2 separate regions of the Homo sapiens genome follow, and region 1 is linked to region 2. A link is an interaction called in ENCODE POLR2A ChIA-PET data of the cell type or tissue named here. Cell type or tissue: IMR-90. All regions are shown on one strand. Links, peaks and the distances in the headings refer to the core of each region. The heading gives the core; the rest is flanking DNA.

Evidence for each region. Peaks named below come from ENCODE experiments on the same cell type or tissue, not always from the same donor. Only the 100,000 strongest peaks of a DNase experiment are listed, where the experiment ranks them.
Region 1: POLR2A ChIA-PET joins it to region 2 with 9 read pairs; 2 of 35 experiments call an interaction of 5 or more read pairs at or near these places.

The regions. Positions count from the first base shown.
Region 1 is chr14:73,974,071-73,981,722 of GRCh38, forward strand. It overlaps ENTPD5 (ectonucleoside triphosphate diphosphohydrolase 5 (inactive)), which reads right to left. Exons shown (of 16, transcript NM_001249.5): 7 at 3,229-3,304; 8 at 2,954-2,989; 9 at 2,254-2,342; 10 at 1,866-1,945; 11 at 854-915. Among named protein-coding and RNA genes, the nearest start is that of COQ6, 28 kb to the left of the region's middle. In IMR-90, for the core only: no CTCF peak of the experiment used is centred there; a DNase peak (open chromatin) is centred at 4,051; H3K27ac peaks cover 606 bases.
Region 2 is chr14:73,700,736-73,708,387 of GRCh38, forward strand. DNAL1 (dynein axonemal light chain 1) reads left to right here. Exons shown (of 8, transcript NM_031427.4): 8 at 1-2,997. Among named protein-coding and RNA genes, the nearest start is that of PNMA1, 9.8 kb to the right of the region's middle. In IMR-90, for the core only: no CTCF peak of the experiment used is centred there; no DNase peak of the experiment used is centred there.

The sequences.
Region 1 (7,652 bases), core at 2,337-6,336, 280 kb after region 2:
ATGGGGGCTGGGCCTTAAAATCCTATGAAATTAATTCCATGACAACATCCTGTGACAGGAATCCTTAACTCAGGGTTCAAAGATAGGCTTTGTGGGGTTGGTGAACCCCCTGAAACCAGAAGCAAATTTTCATGCATATGTGCTTTTGTCAGAGGGGTCCATGGCTTTCATCACATCTCAAAGAGATCCAAAACCTTCAATACAGCAACTTTCCACCTTTATAAAAACAGGAAAGAAATGCTATGCTACCTTCCTCACTGGTTGCTGAGAGGCTTCAATTAAATATACTTGAAGATGTTTTGTATACTCTGAAATGCAAAATAGATGTCATCCCAATAACAGATTACTGTACAAAGTGCCTTAAATGCAAATTCTCATTTAATGTGAGGAAAGGGGCACAGATAGGTTACTTGCCTCATATCACAACACTGGGACTGAACCCAGTTCTGCCTGACCTGTGAAGAGATCAATGGAGTTACTCTGTTGTTCCACCTGCATGTAGAACAGACTCTGCTTCCTGTGCCTCCAATGTAAAGCTCAGGGCTTGAGCAAGCTCCTGCTGAATGTATTCGTAAAGCCTGGGATTTCTGCAGACACTTCAGCTGCCTAGACATAGGCTGTTACCCCTGAACAAGTAGACCTCATTCTAAAAATGGCTAATAATATACATCAAAACTTCTGAACTTATAAACTAGAAAAGGAGTTTGCCATTATTAGGTCCATTATACAACATTTGCCTCCCAATTCAACATAATCTTTTCCTTCATAGAATGGCTATCAAGGAAGGGAAGAAGCAAGCGGAGTATCTGTGTCACCCTCACCATCCCCCCCCAGCACAGGTACCCAGACAAACCTTCTGTCTCCAGGGCTCCCAGGGTTGCTAGTCTTGCAGCTTTCAATCCAAATCCCAGGTAACTGTAAAATACAGGATTGACTAATTTCATGCTGGTCCTGAAGTTCTCTAGCCTAAAGCTACCTCTTTCAAAAGTAACATTGTTCCTGTGTCCCTCTGGAAAGATGAAAACCTTGTTCTGTCTGTGACATATTCATCTCCTGTGGTCAACAAGGGGTAATTTCTGCACAGTTTGGATCAAGGCTATGCAGTAAGAATTCCCCACAGTTATCATTCAAAGGCCAGAGACAGTGACAATTCCTAGGGTCCCACACTAGGAACCATTCCCAGAAAAGCTCTCTTTAGCTTAGCTCCTAGCCCCAACTGGGATCACATTCCAGGCTGGATTCTGAACCTCTGAAGGCCAGCTCAAAGGAGCTGGCAAGGAGCTTTGCCTGAGCCTTCTTGAAGTGTCCTCTCCCTACAGAAAGCTTTTGATTCTTTTTTTTTTTTTTTTTTTGAGACTGAGTCTTGCTCTGTCGCTCCGGCTGAAGTGCAGTGGTGTGATCTCGGCTCACTGCAATCTCCGCCTCCAGGGTTCAAATGATTCTCCTGCCTCAGCCTCCTGAATAGCTAGGATTACAGGTGTGCGCTGTCATATCCAGCTAATTTTTGTATTTTAGTAGAGACGGGGTTTCACCATGTTTGCCAGGCTGGTCTCAAACGCCTGACCTCAGGTGACCCACCCACCTCGGCCTCCCAAAGTGCAGGGATTACAGGCATGAAGCCACTGCACCCAGCCGAAAACTTTTGACTCTTAAGTCATATATTAATGCTTTTGAGGCCAAGAATGGAGAAGCCTCTTAGGCTCCTCCGGCTTTGTAAGTGGACCGGGTTTCAGTTGATAGGCCTTAGGGAATTGGCACAGACTTTGTTTTTGCTAATCAGATACAATAACAGATTTGAGAATGCTTTGGAAAGTTAGGAGAATCATACAACATGAAATATTCTTCTTCCCTGTCCCCGTCCTCACCTATGTGTATAGAGCTTATAAGTGCTGTTAAACATCTCAAAGGAAGTGAGGTAGCCCCTAGGAGTTTGTTCCAGAGTTTTCTGCAAATCAGAAAAAGCAAAAAGACTATTCAGGATCTGTAATTACCTGAAGATGTTCACACCACCACCCGTCCCTCCCAGCAAAAAATCAGAGATGAAGACAGATTAAGGGGCTAATCTCACTAGGCTTGAGGAAACGAAGGGATTCTGAACAGTGAGATGGCAAGGGAACATTCACCTAGTTATTAATTGACTTGACTCTGCCTAAGCGTGGTAGAGCTGCTGGCTGAAAATGGGGCGCCTCTTTCTTGGCACCATGATACGCCTGCCAAGTGCACTTCTAACCAGATCTTCATTAAATGACTCACCTCAAACTGGGGCAGGAACGTGATTTGGGTGGAGGCTCCCCCTAGGTCCAAGGTCCCCACAGTCTCCTGTCTGTGGCCATGCAGCTGACCTGTCAAATGAGAGCCAGCTCTAAATAGCCTCGACATCCTGGGCAGCCCAACACTTGTCTCTCTTGCTCTTATCATACACTGAAGGTATTCCATACATACTCCACTGCTCCCCAGCCCCAAGGCTGCAGGTGAATGTCAACTCGGAAGGACTCTTGTTGCAGCAGAGGCCTTCAAGGCAGGTGTTTTTTTTTTTTTTGGAAGGCCTTTTTGGAGACAGAGTCTTGCTCTATCATCCAGCCTGGAGTGCAGTGGCGCAATCTCGGCTCTCAGCTCACTGCAACCTCTGCCTCCTGGGTTCAAGTGATTCTCCAGCCTCCTGAGTAGCTGGGACTACAGGTACACACCACCATGCCCAGCTATTTTTGTATTTTTGGTAGAGACGGAGTTTCGCCATGTTGGCCAGGCTGGTCTTGAACTCCTGGCCTCAAGTGATCTGCCCAACTCAGCCTCCCAAAGCGCTGGAATTAACAGGCATGAACTGCCACACCCAGCCTCTTTTCCTTTTTTAAAGAAGAAGAAACAATACAGAATGAAAGAAAAGGCTTTTACTCCTCTGACTATGCATGTAAAAGCTAGTTAAGCTCTAAAGATAAACTTGAGGATGTATTACCTGTCAGAAAATTCACAGTAACCCAAGCTAATATGCCTAAAAAGAAAGAAAGACAAGGATTAGATCCCAGAGCATTTTTTCTCTTTCCTGGCCCCAACCTTGTTTTTTTTTTTTCCTCTCTAAATTCCATGTCTAGAGCACATGTTCCCTTCTCCCTGTCTTCTATTTCCTGCTATCTCATTCCTTCTGTTTATTCCTGGCCCCAGTTCCTTTAGTTAGATCTTTCACTGATCCTGCCCCTCTCCCCCTGGAACGCATATCAACACCTCTCCCACCTTCGTCGGATCCATCCATGATGCTAACACTGCCCTTTGGTACCAGGAAAGGTGACTTCCTGAAGATCTCCTTTACCTAGAGAAAAAGGAAAAAAAAAAAAAAAGAATTCCCTAAGGCAATAAAATAGATTTCCATATTTTGACAGTGTCCTGTAAGACTTAGAAAACTACTCCATTTTTCCTAGATAAAATTTTGGCAAAACTCATTCCTTTGCCCTAAGAAACTAGAGAAGAAACTAGGCAAGCCATTACCAGTTTCTTGCAAAAACACAAACACAGAGATTCCTTTGACTTTAAGTAAAGCTAAACCAAACCATCTAAATGTATAGGTGAACTGGACCTATGGAAAGGCATATATTTAACCCTGCCAGCTCAAATCAGGATCCTGTAACTTTTTAAACCTGATAAACTCTACCTGGACATACACTGGAAACTAGGAGGAGCCTTCCCACTCCATTCCTTAGATGAGCTGACATGAACCTGCTGTGGTGAAGTTCACACCTAAGGGCTGAGGTACTCTGCTACCAGCTCCTGTCAGATTCTGGCACATGGCTAGGGTCTCTAGAGCATGGGGAGACTCCAGATCTAGACTTAAGGAATCCTGTTTCAGGAGATGGGAATGACGATCTTGCAAAAACATCTTGCCTCTCCATAATACAGACCATTGATATGGGTGTTAATGTCTTATGTTTATATAATTATCAAGGGAAAGAAAAAAGAATTCTCCAAATAGGATAGGAAGAACGCTAGTCTGTTTGCTGTTCTCATTTCTGATGGATGAAACATACCACATAATGACCTCTGGATCCTGTTTCAACCAGGAAAAACCAGTTAAGTTATATATAAACAAACTTTTAAAGACAGATAAGTGAACAGGATGAAGCACAGCAAGAGAGCTTCTGCTCTTGCCTTCTCCACTTTTCTCCCCCATCCTACAGTTTGTTCTCAAAACAGCAGCCAGAACGGTGCTTTAAAAATGGACGTCAAATCATGTGTTTCCTTGGCTCAAAACCTTCCAGTGGCAGCCGGGCATGGTGGCTCATACCTCTCATCCCAGCACTTTTGGAGGCCGAGGCAGGTGGATCACCTGAGGTCAGGAGTTCGAGACCGGCCTGGCCAACATGATGAAACCCCATCTCTACTAAAAATACAAAAAAATTAGCATGGTGGTGGGCACCTGTAATCCCAGCTACCTGGGAGGCTGAGGTAGGAGAATCGCTTGAACCCAGGAGGTGGAGGTTGCAGTGAGCCGAGATCGCGCCATTGCACTCTAGCCTGGGTAACAAGAGTGAGACTCTGTCTCAAACAAAACAAAACAAAACAAAACGCCAAAAAACAAAAAACCTTCCAGTGGCTTCCTTCTTATAGAAAAAGCCAAAGTGCGGGCGGATCACCTGAAGTCAGGAGTTTGAGACCAGCCTGACCAACATGGTGAAAACCCATCTATACTAAAAATAGAATATTAGCCGGGCATGATGGCGCATGCCTGTAATCCTAGCTACTTGGGTGGCTGAGGCAGAAGAATCACTTGAACCCAGGAGGTGGAGGTTGCAGTGAACAGAGATAGCGCCATTGCACTCCGTCCTGGGCAACAAGAGCAAAATTCAGTCTCAAAAAGAAAAAAGAAAAAGAAAAAGCCAAAGTGATTACACTGGCATTTGAGATCCTACATGATAAACACCCCTTAACCCTGCCTCTCTGAGGTTACCGCCTCCTTACCTCTCATATCGCTCTTTCCTCTCCAGCTATGCTGACCTCCTGGATGCTGTTCCTAACATACCAAGCACATACCTGCCTCTGGCCTTTGCACCTGCTGTTTCTTTAGCCTGGAATATTCTTCCCACAAATGTCTTGTGTAACTTGCTTCTTCATCCCCCTAAGATCTCTGATCAACTGAATTTTATCAAAGACTTCTTCCCTGACTGTCCTATTTAAAATAGCATTTCCCCCACACTATCAACAGATTCCCTACCTGCCTTTCCCTGCTTTTTTTTTTTCCCTCCATAGCACCTGCAGAACCTAACATAACTTTCTTTTGACTTGTTCAGATGTTTATTTTCTGTCTTCCTGAAGTAGAATGTAAGCTACAGGAGTGCAAAGACCATTTTTGTATTTTTGGTTCCCTGCTGAATGTATTCCAGTAACTTCACCAGTACCCAGTACATAGTAAGCACTTTTTTTTTTTTTTTTTGAGACAGAATCTTGCTCTGTCACCCAGGCTGGAGTGCAGTGGCGCCATCTCAGCTCACTGCAGCCTCTGCCTCCCGGGTTCACACCATTCTCCTGCCTCAGCCTCCCGAGTAGCTGGGACTACAGGTGCCTACCACCACGCCTGGCTAATTTTGTGTATTTTTAGTAGAGACGGGGTTTCACCGTGTTAGCCAGGATGGTCTCGATCTCCTAACCTCGTGATCCACCCGCCTTGGCCTCCCAAAGTGCTGGGATTACAGGCGTAAGCCACTGCACCTGGCCCAGTAAGCACTCTTATGTTGAATAAATGAGGAATAAATCAGGAATCAGGATTCAGGTTCTCACAGAGACATATTAGGCTGCTCATCCTTGGATAAGTGACTTAAGTCCTCTGTACTGACAGTCAAAGGAAAATGGATTTAGGGCCTGTAATACAGAGTCCTTTTTTGCCATGATTTTTTTTTTTTTTTTTTTTGAGACAGAGTTTCACTCTTGTCACCCAGGCTGGAGTGCAATGGCACGATCTTGGTTCACTGCAACCTCTGCCTCCCAGGTTCAAGTAATTCTCCTGCCTCAGCCTCCCCAGTAGCTGGGATTACAGATGCCTGCCACCATGCCCAGCTAATTTTTGTATTTTTATTAGAGACAGGGTTTCACCATGTTGGCCAGGCTGGTCTTGAACTCCTGACCTCAGGTGATCCGCCCGCCTCGGCCTCCCAAAGTGTTGGGATTACAGGCATGAGCCACCGCGCCTGGCCTACTATGATTTTCAGTTTCAATCTTTTTTTTTTTTTGAGACAGAGTCTCGCTCTGTTGCCCAGGCTGGAGTGCAGTGGCGTGATCTCGGCTCACTGCAAGCTCCGCCTCCCAAGTTCAAGCAATTCTCCTGCCTTAGCCTCCTGAGTAGTTGACCAACAGGCGTGAGCCACCATGCCCAGCTAATTTTTGTATTTTCAGTAGAGACGGGGTTTCACCATGTTGGCCAGGCTGGTCTCAAACTCCTGACCTCAGGTGATCTGCCCGCCTTGGCCTCCCATAGAGCTGGGATTTTGGGCATGAGCTACCACACCGGGACTTAATTTTTTTTGTAGAAATAGGGGTCTTGCTTTGTTGTCTGGACTGGTCTCAAATTCCTGGCCTCAAGCAATCCTCCTGCTTTGGCCTCCCAAAATGTTGAGATTACAGGCATGAGCCACTGCACCGAGCCTGATTTTTTGTTATAATGAGATTCTGCTTATATTCTTCACAACATGAAATTTAAATTTTATTAACTTACATGTTTATTGCATAACAAATATATACAATAAAATTTAAAAATACTGAGTTTGGCTGGGCACAATGGCTCATGCCTGTAATCCCAGTACTTTGGGAGGCTGAGGCGGGCAGATCACCTTAGGTCAGGAGTTTGAGACCAGCCTGACCAACATGGCGAAACCCCATCTCTACTAAAATATACAAAAATTAGCTGGGAGTGGTGGCGCACGCCTGTAGTCCCAGCTACTCGGGAAGCTGAGGCAGGAGAATCGCTTGAATCTGGGAGGCAGAGGTTGTAGTGACCTGAGGTCGCACTACTGCACTCCAGCCTGGGCGACAGAGCAAGTCTCCGCCTCTCAAAAAATAAATAAATAAATAAATAAATAAGAATAAAAATAAAAATACTGAATTTAACAAAACTCTCTATACTTAAATTTTTGATCTGAATAAGAAGGGAGTTGAAATATATGACTTAGGGCCGGGTGCAGTGGCTCACGTCTGTAATCCCAGCACTTTGGGAAGCCGGGGTGGGTGGAGTTTGAGGCCAGGAGTTTGAGACCAGCCTGGCCAACATGGTGAAACCCTGTCTCCATTAAAAATACAAAAATTAGCCAGGCGTGGTGGTGCATGCCTATAATCCCAACTACTCTGGAGGCTGTGGCAGAAGAATTGCTTGAACCTGGGAGGCGGAGGTTGCAGTGAGCCAACATTGTGCCACTGCACTCCAGTCTGGGTAACAGAAAAAAAAAATGTATATATATATATATGACTTCACCAGGCGTGGTGGCTCATGCCTGTTCCTATAATCCTAGCACTTTGGGAGGCCAAGGAAGGTGGACTGCCTGAGCTCAGGAGTTTGAAACCAAGCCTGGGCAACATGGTGAAACCCTATGTCTACAAAAAAATTTATAAAAATTAGCCGGGTGTGGTGGCACATAACTGTAATCTCAGTTAACTGGGAGGCTAAGGCAGGAGGATTG
Region 2 (7,652 bases), core at 545-4,544:
ACCCTTTACTAGAAATTCATTCCTTTGGCACAGATTTTATTTATTTGGGGCTGTTTAATGTGTCTGTAAATCATGAAATATAAAAGCAAGATTCAGTGTAGCAGAGTTGGTGCTTCTTCTGACAAGCTAACTTGACCATATTTCTTTATCTGTGCTCTAACATGTGTCATATTGTTTTCTTTTTGTAAACCATAAAATGGGTGAACTTCCAAAAATCAAGGGTCATGTTTTAAAATCATGGAACTTTTAGAAATACCATATCTGTATCTCTATTCCTGCATTTTATAAATCTGTAAAGGAAGAAAACTGAAAGGAAGAACTAGACTGAGTCTTACCTTTCTCTGACCTAAGATAAACTGATAAAACTTTTTACTTGATATTTGGAGAAGTCATTAACTGGATTCTAGTTAATTTCCCATATTGGGCAGTTTAGAGGAGACCCAGCCAACCAAATTATGATCTAGCAAATTTAACATAGGGGAAGAGGGATAGTAAACTATTTTTCAGTAGATTTGCACTTTAAACTTAGGAACTGGATGTTGGTGGAAAGGACTTCCATAGGGCAGATGGGTAAATATCTAGCCTGCACTTGGATGTTAGAGAATCAAACCTCACCCTTGCTCGTTCTAAACCCACATGAGTAGTTAACTGTCTTTTGACATAATCAGAGTCAGGATTTCCCTTTTTCCCTACTTGAGTCGTCTTCCATGTCTGTTACATCCAAGATCATCCCTCTGGGGGATGTGTCAAGTAGTTCTCCTACTCAGAATAGAAGCTTTGCGAATTATCATTCCCACCTCTAGATTTTAAATGAATGTAGAGTTGTCTAACATTATATGGGTGGGAGGCTCTTTGCCTCTGTGATCAGTAGGGTACCTGCCTCTGAGGTGCTACTGCCTGGAGGGATCACTCCCATCAAAAGACTGGTGAGTTGGAAGCTAAGAGCACATGCGCATAGCCAGCTCCTCTCCCAGGCTGGCAGTCATGATTACGAGCATCATTCCAGAATCTTTGGCTTCTAGAACCAACTCCATTCTGAAGAACATTTTAACATCTATGAATACCTTGGTAATAATCTTTTATACACAGGAGTTTTGTAGCATGACTTTATGACTAAACTTATTGTGAATTAAGTTATTTAGAAATGTTGAGTTTCTGAATGTTATTTTGTGATTTGTTTCAAAATGGTAATAAATTGTGTTATTTTGTAAAAAAAAAAAAAAGTATATTTTTGGTACATGATTATTAGTTTTAGCTAATATAGAGCAATTATATAAACTTCTAGTGATATTCAGTCCAAAGAAATTCAGCCTTTGGATAACATGTACCATGCAGTTTGTGTGGTGTGTGTGTGTGTGTGTGTGTGTGTGCACGTGCATGAGAGAGAGTGAAAGAGAGAGGTGTTTTTTGTTTTGTTTTTTTTGAGACGGAGTCTCACTCTGTTGCCCAGGCTGGAGTGCACTGGCACAATCTCGGCTTACTGCAACCTCCACCTCCCGTGTTCAAGCGAGTCTCCTGCCTCAGCCTCCCGAGTACTGGGACTACAGGCGCACACCACCATGCTTGGCTAATTTTTGTATTTTTAGTAGAGACGAAGTTTCACCATGCTGGCCAGGTTGGTCTCGAACTCTTGACCTCGTGATCTGCCCGCCACAGCCTCCCAAAGAGCTAGGATTACAGGCACGAGCCACCGCGCACGGCCAGAGGCATTCATTTCTTTAGCTAAGTTTTTTTTTCTTAGTAGGTTTTTTTCTCCCAGGCTTGTAACTCTTCCCCAGTTCTTTGGGCACTATTTCAAATTATTAGGCTTCTGGAAAGAGTGCTTCCAGGGACAGCAAGTTACTACTGCACTTGACCATTCCTAGTCCTCACCTGATTACCAGAAGGTACGCAAGGTAAAAGTTAGCTGATAGGCCCTGAATTGAGAAAAAGGAATCACCAAGCAATATCCGTAACATTACACATTTTGCCAGCACATTTTCTATGCTATCAGCTAAAACGTAATTTTGGTCACAAAATAGGGCTGTAGTGTAGTTTCTACTTCTTATTCCAGTTGTTTGATTATGAGGATACATTTCTTGCTGCTGTCCTCCACTAAACAGCAGACAAATTGCCAGGTGTGCTGGCTCATGCCTGTAATCCCAGTGCTTTGGGAGGCCAAGGCAGGAGTTTGAGACCAGCCTAGGCAACATCGTGAGACCCCATCTCTACAAAAAAAAAAAAAGAAAAAAAAAATTAGTTGGGCATGGCAATGCCGCCTGTGGTCCTAGCTACTGGGGAGGCTGAGGCAGGATTGCTTGAACCCAGAAGTTTGAGGTTACAGTGAGCTATGATCATGTCACTGCAAGACCCTGTCCCTAAAAAAAGGAAAAACAAATAGAAGACAAATTTCAATTTCTGAGTTTATACAAAGAAAGCCTTAATTCAGATCATAAATATCCCATTGTTATTTTTAGTTCATTGTTTCCTAGAACAAAGGATGGACATTTAGGATCCTCACATTGATTTATGTCATATATATGTATTGCATTGAATATATATATACGCATGTAGATACATACAATTGTTATATATAATTAAAAGTCAGAATCTTAGGTGATAACTGTCAGACCTCTGAGCCCAAGCTAAGCCATCGCATCCCCTGTGACTTGCACGTATACATCCAGATGGCCTGAAGTAACTGAAGATCCACAAAAGAAGTAAAAATAGCCTTAACTGATGACATTCCACCATTGTGATTTGTTCCTGCCCCACCCTAACTGATCAATGTACTTTGTAATCTCCCCCACCCTTAAGAAGGTTCTTTTTAATTCTCCCCACCCTTGAGAATGTACTTTGTGAGCTCCACCCACTGTCTGCAAAACATTGCTCTTAACTTCAGCGCCTATCCCAAAACCTATAAGAACTGATGATAATCCACCACCCTTTGCTGACTCTCTTTTCGGACTCAGCCCGCCTGCACCCAGGTGAAATAAACAGCCATGTTACTCACACAAAGCCTGTTTGGTGGTCTCTTCACACGGACGTGCATGAAATTTGGTGCCGTGACTCGGATCGGGGGACCTCCCTTGGGAGATCAATCCCCCGTCCTCCTGCTCTTTGCTCTGTGAGAAAGATCCACCTACGACCTCAGGTCCTCAGACTGACCAGCCCAAGAAACATCTCACCAATTTGAAATCCGGTAAGCAGCCTCTTTTTACTCTCTTCTGCAACCTCCCTCACTATCCCTCAACCTCTTTCTCCTTTCAATCTTGGCACCACATTTCAATCTCTCCCTTCTCTTAATTTCAATTCCTTTCATTTTCTGGTAGAGACAAAGGGGACACGTTTTATCCGTGGACCCAAAACTCCGGCGCCGGTCACGGACTGGGAAGGCAGCCTTCCCTTGGTGTTTAATCATTGCAAGGATGCCTCTCTGATTATTCACCCACGTTTCAAGGGTGTCAGACCACACAGGGACGCCTGCCTTGGTCCTTCACCCTTAGCGGCAAGTCCCGCTTTTCTGGGGAAGGGGCAAGTACCCCAACCCCTTCTCTCCTTGTCTCTATCCCTTCTCTGCTTTTCTGGGGAAGGGGCAAGTACCCCAACCCCTTCTCTCCGTGTCTCTACCCCTTCTCTCCGTGTCTCTACCCCTTCTCTGCCTTTCTGGGGGAGGGGCAAGTACCCCTCAACCCCTTCTTCACCCTTAGCGGCAAGTCCCGCTTTTCTAGGGGGCAAGAACCCCCAATTCCTTATTTCCACACCCCGACCTCTTATCTCTGTGCCCCAATTCCTTATTTCTGCACCCTGACCTCTTATCTCTGTGCCCCAATCCCTTATTTCTGCACCCCGACCTCTCAACTCTGTGCCCCAATCCCTTATTTCTGCACCCCAACCTCTTATCTCTGTGCCCCAATCCCTTATTTCCGTGCCCTGACCCCCCTTCCCGCTTTTCTGGAGGGTAAGAACCCCCGAAACCCTTCCCTCCATGTCTCTACATTCTCTTTTCTCTAGGTTTGCCTCCTTCACTATGGGCAACCTTCCACCCTCCATTCCTCCTTCTTCTCCCTTAGCCTGTGTTCTCAAGAACTTAAAACCTCTTCAACTCACACCTGACCTAAAACCTAAATGCCTTATTTTCTTCTGCAATGCCGCTTGACCCCAATACAAACTCGACAGTAGCTCCAAATAGCCAGAAAACGGCACTTTGAATTTTTCCATCCTGCAAGATCTAAATAATTCTTGTCGTAAAATAGGCAAACGGTCTGAGTTGCCTGACGTCCAGGCATTCTTTTACACATCAGTCCCTTCCTAGTCTTTGTCCCCAATGCAACTCGTCCCAAATCTTCCTTCTTTCCCTTCCGCCTGTCCCCTCAGTCCCAACCCCAAGCGTCGCTGAGTCTTTCTAATCTTCCTTTTCTACAGACCCATCTGACCTTTCCCCTCCTCCCCAGGCTGCTCCTCGCCAGGCCGAGCTAGGTCCCAATTCTTCCTCAGCCTCTGCTCCTCCACCCTATAATCCTTTTATCACCTCGCCTCCTCACACCTGGTCCAGCTTACAGTTTCGTTCCGTGACTAGCCCTCCCCCACCTGCCCAGCAATTTACTCTTAAAAAGGTGGCTGAAGCTAAAGGCATAGTCAAGGTTAATGCTCCTTTTTCTTTATCCCAAATCAGAAGCATTTAGGCTCTTTTTCATCAAATATAAAAACCCAGCCCAGTTCATGGCTCGTTTGGCAGCAACCCTGAGACGCTTTACAGCCCTAGACCCTAAAAGGTCAAAAGGCCGTCTTATTCTCAATATACATTTTACTACCCAATCTGCTCCCGACATTAAATAAAACTCCAAAAATTGGAATCTGGCCCTCAAACCCCACAACAGGACTTAATTAACCTCACCTTCAAGGTGTACAATAACAGAAAAAAGTTGCAATTCCTTGCCTCCACTGTGAGACAAACCCCAGCCACATCTCCAGCACACAAGAACGTCCAAACGCCTGAACCACAGCAGCCAGGGGTTCCTCCAGAACCTCCTCCCCCAGGAGCTTGCTACACGTGCCGGAAATCTGGCCACTGGGCCAAGGAATGCCCGCAGCCCGGGATTCCTCCTAAGCTGCGTCCCATCTGTGTGGGACCCCACTGAAAATCCGACTGTTCAACTCACCTGGCAGCCACTCCCAGAGCCCCTGGAACTCTGGCCCAAGGCTCTCTGACTGACTCCTTCCCAGATCTTCTCGGCTTAGCAGCTGAAGACTGACACTGCCCGATTGCCTCGGAAGCCCCCTAAACCATCACGGATGCCGAGCTTCAGGTAACTCTCACGGTAGAAGGTAGTAAGCGCGTCCCCTTCTTAATCAATACGGAGGCTACCCACTCCACATTACCTTCTTTTCAAAGGCCTGTTTCCCTTGCCTCCATAACTGTTGTAAGTATTGACGGCCAGGCTTCTAAACCTCTTAAAACTCCCCAACTCTGGTGCCAACTTAGACAATACTCTTTTAAGCACTCCTTTTTAGTTATCCCCACCTGCCCAGTTCCCTTATTAGGCTGAGACACTTTAACTAAATTATCTGCTTCCCTGACTATTCCTGGACTACAGCCACATCTCATTGCCGCCCTTCTTCCCAATCCAAAGCCTCCTTTGCGTCCTCCTCTTGTATCCCCCTACCTTAACCCACAAGTATAAGATACCTCTACTCCCTCCTTGGTGACCGATCATGTACCCCTTACCGTCTCATTAAAACCTAATCACCCTTACCCCACTCAATGTCAAGATCCCATCCCACAGCACGCTTTAAAAGGATTAAAGCCTGTTATCACTCGCCTGCTACAGCATGGCCTTTTAAAGCCTATGAACTCTTCTTACCATTCCCCCATTTTACCTGTCCTAAAACCAGACAAGCCTTACAAGTTAGTTCAGAATCTGCGCCTTATCAACCAAATTGTTCTGCCTATCCACCCGGTGGTGCCAAACCCATACTCGATACCTCCCTCTACTACCCATTATTCTGTTCTAGATCTCAAACATGCTTTCTTTACTATTCCTTTGCACCCTTCATCCCAGCCTCTCTTTGCTTTCACTTAGACTGACCCTGACACCCATTAGGCTCAGCAAATTACCTCGGCTGTACTGCCGCAAGGCTTCACAGACAGCCCCCATTACTTCAGTCAAGCCCAAATTTCATCCTCATCTGTTACCTATCTCAGCATAATTCTCATAAAAATACACGTGCTCTCCCTGCTGATCGTGTCTGATTAATCTCCCAAACCTCAGTCCCTTACAAAATAACAACTCCTTTCCTTCCTAGGCATGGTTAGTGCAGTCAGAATTCCTACACAAGAGCCAGGACAGGACTGCACCCTGTAGCCTTTCTGTCCAAACAACTTGACCTTACTGTTTTAGCCTAGCCCTCATGTCTGTGTGCAGCGGCTGCCGCTGCTTTAATACTGTTAGAGGCCCTAAAAATCGCAAACTATGCTCAACTCACTCTCTACATTTCTCATAACTTCCAAAATCTATTTTCTTCCTCATACCTGACGCATATACTTTCTGCTCCCCAGCTCCTTCAGCTGTACTCACTCTTTGTTAAGTCCCACAATTACCATTGTTCCTGGCCCGGACTTCAATCTGGCCTCCCACATTATTCCTGATACCACACCTGACCCCCATGACTGTATCTCTCTGATCCACCTGATATTCACCCCATTTCCCCATATTTCCTTCTTTCCTATTCCTCACCCTGATCACGCTTGATTTATTGATGGCAGTTCCACCAGGCCTAATCGCCACACACCAGCAAAGGCAGGCTATGCTATAGTACAAGTCACTAGCCCGCCTCTCAGAACCTCTCATTTCCTTTCCATCGTGGAAATCTATCCTCAAGGAAATAACTTCTCAGTGTTCCATCTGCTATTCTACTACTCCTCAGGGATTATTCAGGCCCCCTCCCTTCCCTACACATCAAGCTCAAGGATTTGCCCCCACCCAGGACTGGCAAATTAGCTTTACTCAACATGTCCCGAGTCAGGAAACTAAAATACCTCTTAGTCTAAATAGACACTTTCACTGAATAAGTAAAGGCCTTTCCTACAGGGTCTGAGAAGGCCACCACAGTCATTTCTTCCCTTCTGTCAGACATAATTCCTCAGTTTAGCCTTCCCACCTCAATACAGTCTAATAACAGACCATCCTTTACTAGTCAAATCAGCCAAGCAGCTTTTCAGGCTCTTAGTATTCAGTGAAACCTTTATATCCCTTACGGTCCTCCATCTTCAAGAAAAGGAGAACGGACTAAAGGTCTTTTAAAAACACACCTCACCAAGCTCAGCCACCAACTTAAAAAGGACTGGACAATACTTTCACCACTTTCGTTTCTCAGAATTCAGGCCTGTCCTCAGAATGCTACAAGGTACAGCCCATTTAAGCTCCTGTATAGACGCTCCTTTTTATTAGGCCCCAGTCCCATTCGACACCAGACCAACTTAGACTGTGCCCCAAAAAAACTTGTCATCCCTACTATCTTTTGTCTAGTCATACTCCTATTCACCATTCTCAACTACTCATACATGCCCTGCTCTTGTTTACACTGCTGGTTTATACTGTTTCTCCAAGCCATCACAGCTGATATCTCCTGGTGCTATCCCCAAACTGCCACTCTAAACTCTTGAAGTAAAT